Regions from separate parts of the Homo sapiens genome. Here region 1 is linked to region 2. Evidence: read pairs that join two places in POLR2A ChIA-PET (ENCODE). Cell type or tissue: K562. All regions are shown on one strand. Each heading gives the region's core, and the rest is flanking DNA. Links, peaks and the distances in the headings are about the cores only.

The links. ChIA-PET counts read pairs that join two places held together with the same protein. Peaks named below come from ENCODE experiments on the same cell type or tissue, not always from the same donor. Only the 100,000 strongest peaks of a DNase experiment are listed, where the experiment ranks them.
Region 1: POLR2A ChIA-PET joins it to region 2 with 6 read pairs; 12 of 35 experiments call an interaction of 5 or more read pairs at or near these places.

Annotation. Positions count from the first base shown.
Region 1 is chr1:112,728,781-112,738,619 of GRCh38, forward strand. No RefSeq gene overlaps it. Among named protein-coding and RNA genes, the nearest start is that of NUTF2P4, 14 kb to the right of the region's middle. In K562, for the core only: no CTCF peak of the experiment used is centred there; no DNase peak of the experiment used is centred there; H3K27me3 peaks cover 1,670 bases.
Region 2 is chr1:112,789,150-112,798,331 of GRCh38, forward strand. No RefSeq gene overlaps it. Among named protein-coding and RNA genes, the nearest start is that of NUTF2P4, 46 kb to the left of the region's middle. RefSeq lists enhancers at 2,289-2,863, 2,864-3,436. In K562, for the core only: no CTCF peak of the experiment used is centred there; a DNase peak (open chromatin) is centred at 2,272; H3K27me3 peaks cover 1,455 bases.

The DNA of each region.
Region 1 (9,839 bases), core at 1,889-6,888, 58 kb before region 2:
AGGAGCGCCTCTGCCCGGCCGCCGCCCCGTCTAGGAAGTGAGGAGCGCCTCTGCCTGGCCGCTGTGCAATCTTCCAAGTGTGAAGTGACAGCCTTTCTGCAGGTGTACCCAACAGCTCCGAAGAGACAGTGACCATCGAGAACAGGCCATGATGACGATGGCGGTTTTGTCGAAAAGAAAAGGGGGAAATGTTGGGAAAAGAAAGAGAGGTCAGATTGTTACTGTGTCTGTGTAGAAAGAAGTAGACATAGGAGACTCCATTTTGTTCTGTACTAAGTAAAATTCTTCTGCCTTGGGATGCTGTTAATCTATAACCTTACCCCCAACCCTGTGCTCTCTGAAACATGTGCTGTGTCAACTCAGGGTTAAATGGATTAAGGGCGGTGCAAGATGTGCTTTGTTAAACAGATGCTTGAAGGCAGCATGCTCTTTTAAGAGTCATCACAACTCCCTAATCTTAAGTACCCAGGGACACAAACACTGCAGAAGGAAAGCCGCAGGGACCTCTGCCTAGGAAAACCAGAGACCTTTGTTCACATGTTTATCTGCTGACCTTCTCTCCACTATTTTCCTATGACCCTGCCACATCCCCCTCTCCGAGAAACACCCAAGAATGATCAATAAATACTAAAATAAATAAATAAATAAATAAAATAAAATAGTGGCTAGACAGAAAAAAAAAAAGAAGAAGATCGTCATTACCTCCTTTAAGGTTGGAGGATGGAGGGTGGGGATGGATTAAGGGATTGGCAAACATTTTCTGGAAAAGGCCAGATAGTAAATATTTCAAGCTTGGCAGCTCACATACAGTCTCTGTTGCATACTCTTTGTTTTTATTGTTGATTTTTTGTTTGTTTGTTTGTTTCATTTTGTTTTAAAATATCTTTAATATACAAAAGCTAGTCTTATTAATAGCTCAAGTCTTAGCTGTATAGAAACAGAATCTGGGTCTGTTTCAGAAGGATGCCAATCTGATGAACCTTTGAAGGCAGGCCATCTCTGCAGTGTGGGACTGCCTCCCAGCCTCCTTGCCTGACTTCTGTGCAATGGGAACCTGAGCATGAGGGCTGGGTCAGGTTTTGTTTTTCTCCTAATGCTTCTTGAGAGATTGGTGAGTGAATTATTTAGGCTACAAATGAGACAGCTTTAGCAGAGTCAGACAATAACAGCCTGTTCTCCTGGAGGCCAGAATAGGGGCTTTTCTCCAGTCATTCTGCACCCTCAAGACTGTGTCCAGGAAGGAGGGAGAGGGCTCGAGCCCCCTGCCCATCTGCTGCATCCACAAGCTGGTGGGCTCTGAGCTGGGGATTGAGCCTGAGAGCAGGGATCATGCTATACAAACTCTCTCCTGAGTTGCCAACCACTGCCAGCCTCTGCCTCAGCCAAAGTCTGGGTTCTGCAACCTTCCCTGACCTCCCTCACCCCTGCTACAGAGAAGACCTCTTTCCTTTGACACATGCTGGAATTTGCTAACTCCTAATTCATTTTTTTTAACTCCTCAAGCCTTCATTTCCTCCTTACCTTTTCATATATTTTTTTGGTGGGCCTTGAGGGGTATCTTTTATATAGCCAGAAGACCCCTACATAGGAGGGTCTGATGGAGAAGGGAAAGTGTCCCACCTCCCCCACAATAGCATCCTAGGGTCCTGTTTCCAACTGAATCAATATTTATGTGCGTTTTTTAGCTACAGTTTAAAAATGCAAATTAATTTTCCTGGAACATAGGGTTCCTGGAGTCATTTATCTTCCTCTTCTCCCCTTACTGGATTGGAATCTCAGTCCCTGAAGTTAGCTGGTACCCACACTGTCCTCAGCTGTGAAGGCCTTAGGAAGGTTACCAACCACAGGAGATCATGTGGCTAACTTCTGTTGGCATCCTAGCAGTTTCATTGAGGCCTATGAGTGACATCCTAATTAACGGTCCCCAGACAGTTGCCTGGATTGAGGCTGCAACTTCCTAAAATCACAAGCTTACAGCTAGAAGGGATTTTAATGTTTTCTTTCTTTCTTTTTTTTTTTTTTTTTTTTTTTTTTTTTTTTTTTTGAGACAGTGTCTCCCTCTGTTGCCCAGGCTGGAGTACAGTGGCATAATCATGGCTTACTGCAGCCTTGGCCTCTTGGGCTCAAGCAATCCTCTCACCTCAGCTTCCTGAGTAGCTGGCACTAATGGCATGTGCTGCCACATCCTTTTTTTTTTTTTTGTAGAATAGAGACAGGGTCTTCCTATGTTGCCCAGACTGGTCTTGTCTTGAACGTCCGGCCTCGAGCAATCCTCCTGCCTCAGCCTCCCAAAGTGCTGCGATTACAGGTGTGAGGCACCACACCCAGCTTGCAAGGGATTTTAGAGACCAGTTAGCCAACTCCCTCATTTGACAGAAAAGGGAGGCTCAGAGAGGCTAGGTGATTTGTCACATAGCAAGCTGTTGATGTGTCCTGTCCAGTGATCCAGACGGTGTTCTTTCTACTACTACACATCAAGTTTAGATGAGGAACCTGAAAAGAAGCTGGGATTTTAACAAGGATGAATGTGAAAGTGTCCCATTCTAAAGTCAATCAACCTTGCGAGTGCAAGGGAACAGAATGAAGAATGGGAAACATGGAGAGATATATACACAGAAGGAGGGCAGGAGGAACAAAAAAGAGGGATTGAGATCACTCATTCAGAAGAACACAATGCACAGCACAAAATAATAAGAACAGAACTGATGCCACATCCAAAACAATTGATTTTTATCCTTTCTCAAGGAGACAGAATGGAGCCCCTGTTAACCTTAGAGAGATCAGCGAAGCCACTTGGATGGCTTCTGGGTTCTTCAGGCTGCATACTAAAGCCCATGGGCTAAATCTGGCCTGCTGCCTTTTTGTAAATAAAGTTTTATTGGAACTTAACTATGCTTATTTGTGTCTTCCTGTCTGACTATTTTTATACTAAACAGCAGAGTTGAGTCATTTTGAAGAGCCCATATGGATCACAAAGTCTAAAATATTTATCTAATCCTTTGTTTTTTGTTTTTGAGATAGAGTTTTGCTCTTGTTGCCCAGGCTGGAGTGCAGTGGTGCAATCTTGGCTCACTGCAACCTCCGCCTCCCGGGTTCAAGCGATTCTCCTGTCTCAGCCTCCCAAGTAGCAGGGATTACAGGTACACGCTACCACACCTGGCTAATTTTTGTATTTTTAGTAGAGATGGGGTTTCATCATATTGGTCAGGCTAGTCTCGAACTCCTGACCTCAGGTGATCCACCTGCCTTGGCCTCCCAAAGTGCTGGGATTACAGGCATGAGCCACCACGCCCAGCCCATTATCTGAGCCTTTGTACAAAAATTTTGCCAACTGATGCCTTGGTGTTTTAGTTGAATCTTTCTCAACATACTTTTGCAATCTGGAAATGATGACTCTGCATTGTTTTCCTGAGTTTAGGGATATATATACATATATATATTTGAGGCTGTGCCTCTGCCTGCTTTAATCCCTTCCAGTGCCACCTGTGATATCTAACAAGCAAAGAAATGAAGACGTAAAGACTAAGAAGCCAAGAGAAAGACTTCAGGACAGATGCTTCCCTAATATGCTGTCACACCCTAGATCAGTTCAGTTCATATTTTCCAGGTTCATGTAACTTCTGCTTTTAAGCTTAAGGAAAATAACTGCATGTGCACCCATGTGTGAAGATGTAATTGTGTGTGCATGTATGCTGCTGGTGTTTCTTTTTTTTTTTTTGAGACGGAGTCTCGCTCTATTGCCCAGGCTGGAGTGCAGTGGCGCTATCTCAGCTCACTGCAAGCTCCGCCTCCTGGGTTCATGCCATTCTCCTGCCTCAGCCTCCCGAGTAGCTGGGACTACAGGCGCCCACCACCGCGCCCGGCTAATTTTTTTTTTGTATTTTTAGTAGAGACGGGGTTTCACCGTGTTAGCCAGGATGGTCTCGATCTCCTGACCTCGTGATCCGCCCGTCTAGGCCTCCCAAAGTGCTGGGATTACAGGCGTGAGCCACTGAGACCGGACTTGCTGCTGGTGTTTCTGTGTGTCTGTGGATTTGAGTATCTCCATGCCTACAAGCAAGGACAATATTCACAATACATAAAAACCAGTTTAGCACAGAGACTGACTCATCAAGACAGGTGCCAGCCCAGGGCACACTGGCAGCACACAACCCAGCACACAACTGCACATTCCCACTCCTCCTGCTATGGCTGAGATGGACTCCAGAACAGAGGAAGGCTCACTTCCCTCTTCCCCACAATGTGAGCAGCTAAGATGGTTTCTGATTTCCTGGGACTTGTGATTTGTCATCAAGCGTGAGTCTAGGCATGTGCATGGGCACAGCAGCTACTGGGCTCATATGGCTCTAAACACTCTATTTAAAATAGATATGTAGACTGGGCATAAGGAGGACCAAGCAACTACCTTTCAAACCATACATGAGGGTACAAACTCCCCTTCAGTCTGGTCTAGAGGAAGTGGATTCCAGCCATTTTTAAAAGGCTAGATTGACCACAAGGCTGGGTGATTGGCGATACACCGTAGCTTCTATTAGTGAAACTCTACCATGTGTCAAACATATATTAAATGGGACTCTTCCCATCTCAAAATTCGGACAGAGGCCCTAAAGATCAGGTAAAATAAAATTGACTATCAACTATACTAAACTCCTCCCACATTCTAAATCAAAATGCTAGACTTGCAAAAGGGGTGATGAATAGCTGTTACCCACCTCCAGACTGCATGAGAAAGGGCTAAGAACTAAGGTTGAAAAGCAGGCGGTAGTGAAGATCTGACTGGAGAGAGTTGTCACTTTCTTCCACCCTGGCCAATGGTGTGATTCTTTCTTACTGTAAGCCACTTCAGAGGGGGTTCCAGAGAAGAACTCCAAGAGCTTGACTTGAATCCATTGGAGCGTATGGGACCCAGGAACTCAGACCTGAAAATAATCTGAAGGCGAGTGGCTATGGCTGGCTGGTTGCTCTGGAGAGAGTCCAGAGGACCACCTTGAGAGTGAGCTGCCCCCAAGAGCTCAGCAGAGCGCGATGTTTGCATGTTTTCCACAGGCCAAAAGTGGACTGCCCAAGAGGGCTGCCTGGAAGAGAGAGGTGAACCCAGCTAGGGAGGGATTACCGAAGCCAGGAGTCTGAGAGGGAGTCATAAGTGGCCAGTGGAAGGAGACATCACCCACATCAAGGGATTTGTAAACAGGGGATCCCCAGCAATAGGGCATCTTCCAGAAATCCAGGAAAGTATCCTCTCACACAAGATAATGCCCAGACTCTGAGATGGAAAGAGACTTAGAGAGACTCATAGACATCAAATAATTCATTCAATATCAAGCAGCTAAGTAAATGGCATGTGGTAGTTTTGTATTGTGTCAGTTTGGGTAAGCTGGAGCTACATTTCCCAGAATCCCATCCCCTGCGTGGTTCTGGTTTAGAGTTGGCCAAAAGATTAATTTGTGAATGATTTGTAAGGCAGAGAAGCGAAGCAGCTGCCACAATTACTTTCTGAAGGCTGTCATAGGTTAGAAGTGTCAGCAGGTTCCAGGTTATACTTATTCTCACCCACTCCACATTTAGCCTTACTTGGCAACTCCTGGCCCTTCCGACCAACAAAAACTGAAAAGCCCAGACCAACCCCAGATACAGAGGCAATAGACTTTCATAAACTTCTCCTCTCTAGGATCCTGCTCCAGCAGCTGGCATTCCTGAGTCCAGAAAGTTTGATTAGTGGCTTTTCTCTGGTCCTCCAACTTCTTCATTCAAACCTTTACTCTCCCAGTTTCTCCAGCAATTCTGTAAAGCCACCCTCCCATAATAAATCTCTTATTACACAACACTCTTAGTGTTTCTCCTTCCCTGATGGAACCCTGACCGATACCATTAGTATCAATCATAAACATCAAGTAGGTATTGGAAATGGCTCCAGAGGAATAGAACATTAGGGATAAAAATTTCGAACTGATCTGGTTAGATTGAAAGGCATTAATGATCCTATTACCATTGGTATAGGTGACACTGGTAAATCATGGCATGCAGTGGCAAGAGAGGTACATGAATTATCACCTGTAGTCACCTGTAATACAAACGTCTTTAAAGGCAAGTCTTTGGCTGGCCAAGTAGTTGCCCCCACTGAACATTTTAATGGAAATAGAGAGCAAAGGAGTGTTCGTTGATTGCTTCTAAGTGTACTCAAACATGTGGAGGAAGAAAATGATGAGCTCAGGACTTTAAATGCCAAGCTCAAGGTTTGATTACAGGAGCAGGATGCTTCTATTATTGCCTTAAAAGAAACCCTCATTCTGCTGGGCGCAGTGGCTCAAGCCTGTAATCCCAGTACTTTGGGGGGCCAAGACGGGAGAATCCCCTGAGGTCAGTAGCTCGAGACCAGCCTGGCCAACATGGTGAAACCCCCGTCTCTACCAAAAACACAAAAATTAACCGGGCGTCACGGCACATGCTTGTAATCCCAGCTACTTGGGAGGCTGAGTGAGGAAGGAGAATCGCTTGAACCCAGGAAGCTGAGGTGAGCTGAGATCGCACCACTGCACTCCAGCCTGGGTGACAGAGTAAGACTCTGTCTGTAAATAAATACATAAATAAAAGTTTAAAAATCATCATAAGGCTGGGCGCGGTGGCTCATGCTTGTAATCCCAGCATTTTCGGAGGCCAAGGTGGGCGGATCACCTGAGGTCAGAAGTTCGAGACCAGCCTGACCTACATGGAGAAACCCCATCTCTACTAAAAATACAAAATTAGCTGAGCGTGGTGGCACATACCTGTATTCCCAGCTACTCGAGAGGCTGAGGCAGGAGAAACACTTGAACCTGGGAGGCGGAAGTTGCAGTGTGCCGAGATCCCGCCATTGCATTCCAGCTTGGGCAACAAGAGCAAAATTCCGTCCCAGAATAAAAAAAAAACAAAAAACAAAAAACAAACAAAAAAAAACCATATAAAAAAAAGAAAGAAACCTTTATTTCCTGTAGCGCCAGAGGTGAAATTTCTGAAAACCAAAATGGCCAGTCTTGACTTCAGTGTAATAGAAGTCACTGTTGTGCCCCATGGTGGAGACATTCTTCTCTTAGAACCCAATACCACTAAATCAGTGGGGCCCAGAGTCTTGGGATCAGGAAGTAACATTTTAATGGTGAATCATTAGGGATGACAGTGAGAAGAGTCACTCCTATTTTCCATCTCATATTGGAAATTCCACTGACTCATGCAATGAGAGCTACTGTGGTGGAAAATGCCAGGTGGAAGCCTTTAGAATGGCCTGTACCTATCAAAATAGTAAGCCCAAAGCAATTTTGTTCCAGAGATTACTGTCACCATAAGAACTTGAAAGATGTAGTAGTAGTGATTTCTACCATATCTTCTTTCAACTTGCAGAATACAGATGGATCTTGGAGAATGACAGTAGATTATCACAAACTTAATCAGGGTGGCTCCAATTTCAGCCTCTATTCCAGATGTGATTTCTTTTTCCTTTTTTTTTTTTTTTTTTTTTTTGAGGCAGGGTCTCACTCTGTCACTCAGACTAGAGTGCAGTAGTGGCATCATGGCTCACTGCAGCCTCAACCTCCCCAGGCTCAGGTTATCCTCCCACCTCAGCCTCCTGAGTAGCTGAGACTACACGTGTGCACCACCATGCCTGGCTAATTTTTGTATTTCTTGTAGAGATGGGGTTTTGCCATGTTGTCCAGGCTGGTCTCGAACTCTTGGGCTCAAGTAATCTGCCTGCCTCAGCCTCCCAAAGTACTGGGATTACAGATGTGAGCCACTGCACCCAGCCCGGATGTGGTTTCTTTACTGGAGCAAAGATGGTTTTGGTACCTGGTATGCAACTAATGGCCTATTATTGAGTAAAGAAATGTTTATTTATTTTTATTTTTATTTTTTTGAGACAGAGTCTTGCCCTGTCACCCATGCTGGAGTGCAGTGGCACAATCTCGGCTCACTGCAGACTCTGCCTCCCGGGTTCCAGTGATTCTCCTGCCTCAGCCTCCTGGGTAGCTGGGATTACAGGGGCCCGCCACCATGTCTGGCTAATTTTTGTATTTTTAGTAGAGACAGGGGTTTCACCATGTTGGCCAGGCTGGTCTCGAACTCCTGACCTCAGGTGATCCACCCCACTTGGCCTCCCAAAGTGCTGGGATTATAGGCATAAGCCACCGCGCCCAGCCTATTCTTTATGTCTGTTAGGAAAGATCACCGAAGCAGTTTACTTTCAACTGGTAGGGCCAGCACTACACCTTCAATCTCCTTCCTCAGTGGTTTATCAACCATATGGAAGATAATTGCAGCACTGCTGCCCCACTCATAGAAGACCCTAAATGATAGTGGTAAAGGAAAATCCCACCATTCTACAGAATTCTGAGCAGTACAAAGGAGAGATAGTCAGAGGTACAGATACACACACACACACACACACACACACGCTCCTCCACTTCACACACAAATTCTTCCCCACTTCACATCTATAGCAACTCCTGGCCCTTCTGACCAACAGAAACCAAAACACCCAGGCCAACCCCAGATGCAGCCACAAATTGTGTGTGTGTGCCACGGGTGGCTGAAAGTTTGACTTTCAGGTTATTGATACTTAGGGTATTGGAGGGAACACATTTGGAAAACTGATGATAAAGAAGTCTGGAGAAGAACTATGCAAATGAACTGTCATGAGCTGACACAAAGTGTGAAAATATTCATGTATTACATGAATGCTCGCCAAAGTGCAACTTCAGTAGAGGAGGATTTTAATAATCAGACCACTAAGATGCCACATTCTTTCCCCAGTCATTTCCTCCAGTCATCCCTGTCTTTGGCCAGTGGCTCATGATCAAAGTGTACATGGTGGCGAGGGTAGAAGATATGCATGGCGCAGCAACATGGGCTTCCACTCATCAAATTGGATCTGTCTATAGCCGCTGCTGGGTGTCCAATCTGCCAAGGGCAGAGACCAACACTGAAACCTGAAGAAGGTAGTATTCCCCAGACTGAATAGCCACCACTTGGTGGCAGGTTGATTACATTGGAACACTTTCATCACAAGAGAGGCAACACTTCTCCTAGTAGACACTCACTTTGGATATGGACTTCTTTTCCCAGTCCACATGCTGCTGACAAAAACACCAACTTACAGAATATCTTTTTCATTGTTATAGTATTCCACTAAGCATAGCTTCTTACCAGGGAACTCATCTTACAACAAATAAAACATGGCAATGGGCTTATGATCATAGAATTCACAGGTCTTACAATGTGCTGATTGCCCTGGAGTAAATGGCCTAAAAAGAATGATCTTTCTGAGGCTCAGGCACAATGCCACCTGAGTGCTAACACTGGGCAGGGCTGATGCAATGTCTTCCACGATGCCCTGAATCAGTGACCAGTATATAGTGCTGTTTTTCTCATAGTCAGGATTCATGAGTCTGAAAATCAAGGATTTGAAGTGGAAATTGCTCCTCTCATTGTTACTCCTAGTGATCCACTAGAGAAATTTTTGCTTTCTAGCCCCATAGCTTTGGGCTCTGTGGGTTTAAAAGGCAATTTATTTGCCTAGGTTAATTATACACAAGTAAATTATGTGACAGAGCTATCATTCAGCGACTGTATTAGGTGAAGTGTTTGCTGAAAGCAAAGGGAATACGGACTGAATAGTACAGAATGAAGTTAAAAATACCAGCTATGACCATATGACCAGTTATAGAAATGAGGACTGTAGTAGTTAAAAGTATTTTTTCTCACACTAATATGAATATATTACAATAGTCCCCTTTTATCTGTGGTTTCACCTTCTACGGTTTTAGTTACCTGTAGTCAACCATGGTCTGAAAATATTGATATTTCTCTCA
Region 2 (9,182 bases), core at 1-5,000:
AGTGAGCTATAATTGTGCCACCGCATTCCAGCCTGGACAAGAGAGCAAGGCCCTGTCTCTAGGGGAAAAACGTTGAAAAACTACGAACTCAAGATTTTTCCTAAGTATTTTCCAGTATCTCAGACCAGGTGTTCTGGCTTCTAGTGCCACATGCTCCCCATTGCCCTCTCATGAGTGCCCATCGCAGAATGGAGGTGCAAGGGAGTAAGACTCTGGACCTGTTATTTATAGCCTGTTGAGGAAGCACCAGAGCTTGAAAACCTGTCCCAGAAAGGTAAATGGTGTCCCTCAGCTCCTTTGCTGACCCAGGGTCACTTCCTCTTGCATTTCTTGTTTTTTTTTTGAGGCGGATTCTCGCTCTGTTGCCCAGGCTGGAGTGCAGTGGCGCGATCTGGGCTCACTGCAAACTCTGCCTCCCGGGTTCATGCCATTCTCCTGCCTCAGCCTCCCGAGTAGCTGGGACTACAGATGCCCGCCAACATGCCCGGCTAATTTTTTGTATTTTTAGTAGAGACGAGGTTTCACCTTGTTAGCCAGGATGGTCTCAATCTGCTGACCTTGTGATCTGCCCGTCTCGGCCTCCCAAAGTGCTGGGATTACAGGCGTGAGCCACCACGCCCGGCCTCTTCCTCTTGCATTTCTGATTCCCACACCTTGCAAGGCAAGTATGGCCATTCAGACATATGGTTCCTAAACTTTTCAAACCCCTTTAACAGGGAAGGGTGCTAATGACCTGAGGTCTTACACACTCCCCCGTACTGGGATTTGCACAACTTGGTGAGGGCAAGTCATTCCATCCTGAACCCCTAGATGTGCCCCATTAGGAGCTCTAGGGAAGCCCAGCAACTACTGCTGTTAGTGCTGCTACTGCAGAGCCAGAAGTTAAGGCACCAAAAATGGAAGTGTCTTATATTGGATTGAATTCCTCTGAAACAGATCCTGAGACAAGGATGTAAGTGCAAAGCATTTTTTGGGAGGTAATCTCAGGAAACACCCATCAGGAGTGGTAAAGTGAGATAGGGAAGGAAAGGAAGTTAATGAAGGGATGTTACCAAGCCAGTTACCACTGTAGGCAACTGGAGCCCTATCCTACTGGGGAACGTCAGGAGATGATATGGGACATGCTGTCATGAGGCAACTCAGGACAAGGAAGCCAGGTGCTTATGCCCCACCCTTTTACCACTTGCCATTTTGCCTCTGGGGCCTTCCACTCTCTGGCACTTCTAGTTTGCCAGGCATGTAGATGTTCTAAGTGGGCAGCCTTGGATGGGCAGAGGTGAATGCCAAGGGCATGTGGATGGGACCTAGGCAAAGCTCACTGAGGTCTCATCAGCATTCTAGCCTGGCTTGGTGTCAACTGAGCTTCATCCTCATCTTCTGTAAAAGGAAGGGAATGATCCATCTCTCCAGCTAGGTGGTGTGAAGTTAGTGGAGATAAAGGTATGGTGGAGCGGGATGATTGACAATTAGAACTAATGCCAACTCCCCATCTCCTGGCACATTAGAGAGAGATTTAGAAGTCAAACACCAAAGAGAATGCCAGTCAGGTTGACTCCAAGGGGAAATGGCTTTAGATTTAGATCTTGATGAAATTTCTGAGTTGGCTGATGATAGAAGCAGGAGCTCCCCAGCCTGCACACAACTACTGGTCAATTCACACCCAACCCACACCAAACCTCAAGGAAGAAAAATCGCTTTCTTCTCAGCTCCAAACTTTGGTTCAATTATTATTCCCCAGTGGACAGGAACTGCCAGGGAAGAAGGACAAAGCTGCTATGGTAATGAAGGACTGTTTACTGATCAGCAGGAAGGAAGGGCAGCCAGAATGAGGTCAGGAACAGATGAATCTGCCCCATTGGGTGGATGGCATGTGTGATTTATAAGCTCTCTCCCTTGAAGATCCAAAAGTTTCTGAGTGGGGAGGGGAATGAAGAATGAAGGAAAGGACTAAGATAGAGACAGAAGTCTGTTTATTCTTCCCTTTCCGCATTATCAGTCAAGGCAGTAAATTCAGCAAATCTACTCGACACTAATCTTGTTAGACTAATTGACTATAATTCAGTTCACTGTGGGGATAATCAGATTTGTGTAAACTTTCACAATAGTCTCCAAAGGCTTCATATATCTTGACGGATATAGTCTTTAAAATGCCCGTGCCCTGGTCTTAGAATGGGAGAGGAGACACCGCAGGCTGGTGGGAAGGAGCGGCTTCAGAACCCAAAGAGATGCACAGAGCCACCCCTTATCTTAGCCCCGCTTTTAGGCCTTCACTCCACCCCCTCCTGGTGAGCTGGCTCCAAAGCTGATGGATGGGACTGAGACTGGCCTGGGTTGGCAGATAGGCATATCTTACGAATGACAGGGTAGTCACCCTGCACCCTTCCAAATCTAATTGTCCGATAATTGCTGATCCAATCAGGAGTGTGTCTGGCATATAATCATCAACAATAAAGGCAATTCTTGTGATTATTAGTCAAGATAATGCATATAAACTTGTTAAAAGGTAAACTTGGGCACACTGAAATTTTAAAGAGTTTATTTGAGTGGACAGCAACTCATGAATCACGCAGGGCCAAATCACAAGCAGTTTGGGTTCCACCAATGGGTGCAAGGAAAAACCTTTTATAAGGTGTTTGGGAAACACAAAGAAAATATTTGCTTGGTTGAAGTGTAAAGTCCCTGCTTGGTCGTTAGCTGGCGGTTTCATATTGGTGAAATCTTTAAAATGAGCATAGTTGGCAGTTTCTGATTGGTTTAGCTTAACTTTCACTTTATGGTTTACGTTGACTTTGATTTTAGTTTGTTTATGTAGGAACTGAAGGTGCTGAAGCCATCTCAGCCTAATGGCCTCTGTGGACAAAAGCAGTCAAACTCTGTAAAATATTTGACAAGGTTTATTCTGAGCCAAATATGAGTGACCAATGGCTCATGACCCAGCCCTCAGGAGATCCTGAGAACATGCACCCAAGGTGGATGGGCTACAACTTGGCTTTATACATTTTAGGGAGACAGAAAACACCAATCAATACATGTTAGATGTACATTGCTTCAGTCTGGAAAGATGGGACAATTGAAGTGCTCTCAGGTAGATTCAAAGATTCTCTGATTGGCAATTGGTTGAAAGAGTTAAGTTATTGTCTAAAGACTTAGAATCACTAGAAAGGAATGTCTGGGCTAAGATAAGGGCTTGTGGAGATGAAGGTTTTATCATGCAGAGAAGGCTGGGCGCAGTGACTCACGCCTGTAATCCCAGCACTTTGGAAGGCCAAGGCGGGCGGATCATGAGGTCAGGAGTTCAAGACCAGCCTGACCAACATGGTGAAACCCCGTCTCTACTAAAAATACAAAAACTAGCTGGGCATGGGGACGTGTGCCTGTAATCCCAGCTACTCAGGAGGCTGAGGCAGGATAATCGCTTAAACCCAGGAGGCAGAGGTTGCAGTGAGCTGAGATCACGCCATTGCACTCCAGCCTGGGTGACAGAGTGAGACTCCATCTCAAAAAAGCAAACAGGCCGGGCGCCGTGGCTCACGCCTGTAATCCCAGCACTTTGGGAGGCCGAGGCGGGCAGATGAGGAGGTCAGGAGATTGAGACCATCCTGGCTAACACAGTGAAACCCTGTCTGTACTAAAAAAAAATACAAAAAATCAGCTGGGCATGGTGGTGGGCGCCTGTAATTCCAGCTACTCAGGAGACTGAGGCAGGAGAATCACTTGAACCCGGGAGGCAGAGGTTGCAGTGAGCTGAGATCGTGCCACTGCACTCCAGCATGGGTGACAAGAGTGAGACTCCGTCTCAAAAAAAAAAAGATATCATGCAGAGGAAGCCTCCAGGTAGCAGGCTTCAGAGAGAATAGATTGTAAATGTTTCTCATCATACTTAAAGAGTCTGTTCCATCAGTCTTAAGGTCTATGTTGATGATAATGCTGGTCAGCATTATCCCCAAAAGTGAGGAAGGTATAATAAGGTGTGTCTGAACACCCCCTCCCATCATGGCCTGAATTGGTTTTTCAGGTCAACTTTGAAATGTCCTTGGTGGAGAGGAAGGTTCCATTCAGATGGTCGGGGGACTTAGAATTTTATTTTTGGTTTACACCCCCCAGTTAAGTATTTTAAATAACGTACATAGCATTGTGTTTGGCATACAGCAAATGCTGAAAAATGTTACCCATTATTATCAAGAAAAAAGTCCTTTTGACCTTAGAGATCTCCCAGTCTAATGGGTATGAGGATTGCAAGAGAAGGTGTCAGGAGCTCAGGAGAGGAGGAAAGGGAGAGAGAGAGCTGAGCTTTCAGGTGTTGAAGTTGATGATTAAAGCAAGCTGTAAATAAAAACATTAAGCCTTTAGTTACTGTGATAGTATAAGCGAGGGGCTAAAACTGGGGGAAGCACCGGCATCCCCTGTTCCAGCTTTCGTGAGACAGCAGCGCACCAGTTGAAGGTCAGGTGGATCAGCATAGACCTAGGGTTTCACTGTTGAGAAAGCCCCCAACAAAAGGCTGTGGCCGCTTTATGGACCTTGGAGTTGAGGAAGGGCAAGGGGAAAGGTCTAGAAGTGAAGTCCTGAGTACTGAGTTAGAGTGGAGAACAGTATCTTCAAGGTTTTCTTCCTTCCCCCGATTAAGGAGACCTGGACAGAAGTCCTCTGAAGAGGTCACCTGAAGAGAACCTCTGCCTGAGGCCTCAGAGAAAGAGATGTAGGAATGTGGGGCACTGAATGGGCTAGGAATGTAGATATGTATAAGAACATGGCCCACAGCAGGCCTTGAGACCTTGACTGCGGCTCCCTCCAAGGCTGAGATGCACTAGTGGTAAGCTGAGACTGCTGCAGGAGGGCAGCCTGCCTGGGAGACCTGGCAGGTGAAGCCTTCCTAACTGCTGTGAAGCAGGCTCACTTTTGTGAATCCAGTGAGACCAAACACAATGATACTTGAGTTATATGAAGCAGGTTTATCACTTACAGGTAGGCAGCAAAGGACAACAGATGCCAAGGACTCACTGTGACCCAGTTCTCCATGGCTCAGAAAGCTGCCCGGGGCGGGGAGTCTCCACTGCGCGTGCCCCTGTAAGGCAGTCCACCTGGGTTATATACCTTGGGGTCACATGACACACAGGACTCGTGTTGAAGGCCATGCTGTGCAAGGGGGGACTGGAACAGAGCCCGGGCTGTTCCAGCCAACTTTCCCCTTATCTCAGGATTTTGCATTCCCAGCACATTCTATAGTTATTCTTGAGAACTACAAGCAAGAAAGGAGAACTGGGTGGTTCAGGCCTTGTGTCAAGGCTGAAAAATCACATGTGGGTTTTTAATCGGGAGCCAGACTCCTCAGAAGGTTGACAATAAGGGAATGTCAGATCAGCAATGTTTTCTACAAGGCAAGACCAGGCCAGTGAATATAAGGTTAGGAACAGAAGCACGGAAACTTGAATGAGTTAGCCCGTGCTTTGAACTTAGGAGTTCTAATCAACTTTGCAGGCGAGGACACTGAAATAGTTCAAGACTTTGTTTTCAGTGAGTCTCTCTGGTCTCTTCTCTTTCGAGATCCCAGTTGGTGTTATAGAGAGGAAAGAAAAACTGAAACAAGGCAACTGTGTTTTCATTCTGATAAGATCTGTCCACCCGTCACCCTTTCACCTCCACCCCACTACCCCCAGCTATCTGCAAGGCCACTGGCTATGAAAGTAACAAGTTCCCTTTAGTGTGAAGAGGACTCTAGGACTTCACACTGTTTAGGGGGAGCAGAAGACGGCCCTGGGGAATGCAAGAAGTTTCTCTGCTACAAAAGAGTTGGCAAATAAGTTTTCATTTCAAGTAATTTTCTCCCCTTTGTCCTTTAACCCCAGGAGATTAGAGAAATGGTTACTGACAGTTCTTGTAATTTGCATTTCAAAGTGGTGTATGCAAAAATAACACATTTCAGCACTCACTCCATTAGCATATTAAAACAAATTGGCTTTGGGTCCTTGCCATTTATTTCATTCTAACTCCAAGTCCCCTAATGCATTTAGGAAAAAAAGAAGGGAGGTAAGGAAGAGACAAAAGTGGAGCAGGGCCCAGGTGCGATGGCTCACACCTGTATTCCCAGCACTTTGGGAGGCTGAGGCGGGCGGATCACCGGAGGTCGGGAGTTTGAGACCAGCCTGAGCAATATGGAGAAACCCCACCTCTACTAAAAATACAAAATTAGCTGGGCGTGGTGGCGCATGCCTGTAATCCCAGCTACTCGGTAGGCTGAGGCAGGAGAATCACTTGAACCCGGGAGGCAGAGGTTGCGGTGAGCCAAAATCATGTAGCCTGGGCAACAAGAGCGAAGCTCCATCTCAAAAAAAAAAAAAAAAAAAAAGGTGGAGCAGGGACCTGTGGAGCTACCCCTGTGTGTGTGTGTGTGTATATGTGTGCGTGTGTGTGTGTGTGTGTGTGTGTGTGTGTGTGAGAGAGAGAGAGAGAGAGAGACAGAGAGAGAGTGTGTGTATTGGGTACAGAGAAATTCATGGAGGGGATCTGGCCTAAAGGAAACTGCCCCTAATGAATGGAAATTGGTTGGGTGAACTAATTGATTCGTTGAAATGTTTTTCTCTCTCAACTCCCACTCCACCCTCTTGCCTCTAGAGGAAGGAAGGCAAAAAAGAAAGTAGAGAAGGCAGCCTAATTATAATCCCGTCTGGCTGGTGAAGCAGGGAGCACCCAAGGAAGGCTGAAGAGCTCAAGCTTAGGCTCCTGAGGCACCTTCTTCATCTCTGTGCACCCAGGCCCAGGCCTGCGGAATTCCGACACTCCAGATTGAATGGTTGCTGTGAGATGAATGTGGGAAGATGTCCTATCCTCCAGGAAAACGAGAGGACACCTCCTTGGGAGATCCTCTCTACCCCACCACTGTTGTTATTGATCAAAAATCCTCTGGTCTCTTTCGTGGGTGTATTTAGATGATGTGGTTATCTATGAGGGGTTCTTAAAGAAAATAGAAACTGCAGGTGAGGGGAAGTTCAAGTATAATTTTCGAAAAGTTAAAAGATGATTCTCTTGTAAATATATAGTGAGCATTTATTTAACTCATTAATGAGGGAATGGGCAGAATGGTAAAGCCATTTCAAAGAAGGATATATGATACAGTATATATGGACAGAGAAAGAAAATTTGCTAAGTTAACTATAAAACTTTGTTAATGCCCTATGAGACAATACAATGGTAACCTTTGTATCTATCTTTTCTATGGGGCAGAGGTGCTATCATTTGCACTTCTACTGGACAAAAAATTATTTACAACTTTTCCTCTTCAAATGAATTGCACGTGAAGGGAGATTGCTAAGTAGGTCCACTCAGCCCTGGGGGAGGAAGAAAGCCTGTCCTTTCCAGGCTGTGGGCTGCAGTAAGCATGGCAAGAGCAAAAGGACAGGGTGAGAAGGTGCAAAGCAGTGGGGAGCCTTAATATCCACGGCTCAAATATTAAAGAAAGGGGCACTTAATTAGAGAGAGCCTAGAATGAGTGAATGAAACATGAAATTTAGAATCAGAAACACCTGTATGCAAAGTAGAGTGTCTGCATTATCTCTTGCTTAACTTTTCAGACATGGTTTTCTCTTCTGTAAAATGAGTTATGTGAAGATTAAATTAGTTACTATAATGAACGTAAAGAGCCTGGCTCAGATTATGAAGTGAAAAATAGTAGTTGCTAATATTATTACAATTGTATAATATTTACATAGTTGACAGTGTAGATCCCTGAATTGGGAAAATATATGTAAAGAAAGTAGGCCGGGTGTGGTAGCTCACGCCTGTAATCCCAGCACTTTGGGAGGCTGAGGCAGGTGGATCACCTGAGGTCAGGAGTTCCAGGCCAGCCTGGCCAACATGGTGAAACCGCATCTCTACTAAAAATACAAAAATTAGCCAGGCCTGGTGGCAGGCACCTGTAATCCCAGCTACTTGGGAGGCTGAGGCAGGAGAATCACTTGAACCTGGGAGGCAGAGGTTGCAGTGAGCCAAGATCGCTCCGCTGCACTCCAGCCTGGGCAACAGAGTGAGACTCCGTCTCAAAAAAAGAAAAAAAAAAAAAAGAGAGAGAGAGAGAAAGAAAGAAAAGATAAGATTAGATTGATAGTTCTTGTGGGTCCATTCTCTGAAATTCCGAATGTTAGCCACAGAATGTTAGCCTAAAGCTCATTCCTCCAACCTTTTGACAATTTTATAAGAATCTAATTATCTGTATTACATTTCTTGCAGCTTAAAATAGCTAGAGTGGTTGGTTTCCTGCACTGACCCTGACTGACAAATGAGTTTGAGAGCACAGGCCAAAGGGAACAGTGTCAGAGACTCAACACGATAAATACATCATCCAGGAAGAGAAACTAGAGCTGCTCATTGCTGTGAGTTTCTCTCTTATATCAACAAAATTCTTCCCTCATCAGTTAAACCCATTTACTCTTTTACTCTCCTCTGTAGAAAACCAGAAGAGCAAGATGTTGGAGAATTAATATCTGCTAGAGAAATATGCATCTCAGCCTGGACTAATTGGTGCCTGGAACATGATGGTAGGTCTCCTACTCACAAATTGGATGGTGATGGAAAGGCCATCCTGATGAGCCTTCCAAAAGTTTTGTCAGAAGACAGAGTGATGTTGGATAACACTACTGAGCCACAACTTCCATCCACGCAAGACTTAATATATTTCCTGGGACAAAAGTACCTAGGAAACCAAAAGCCTTTCACCTTATCCCTTGAAGCTAATTTCCCTTTGGCTGACACTGTGCAGCAAAGTGTATTAATATCCATGATGGGTGATCAGCCTTCAATAAATAATGCTGGTTGTTCTAATGTACCTGGCATGAAATATTCAGAGCTATTAATGCATTTCAGTTTAAATAATCACCAGGGCTTTTGTCCAAATCAGTGGTGAGCTTAGGTTGTATTATCTTTTTTTGTACATATCAGATGTGGAGTGCAGGCTGAAAGTTCCAGGAAGAAGCATTAGGCCACTGACCCTGTGGAGAAGGTGGGGACTATGTGGTGCAGGAATATGTGATGGGGAGTGGCCCAACCCCTAGCTTGGGGTCCAGGATTCCTGGGTCCTGTCCCAAACTGAAGTATAGCCAGTGCCAAGAGACTCAAGGCTCATCTGGTCTTGGGAAGACAGATCATCAGGGCATTATGGGATATCTTTCCCAGTTTTTGATTGTAAGTAT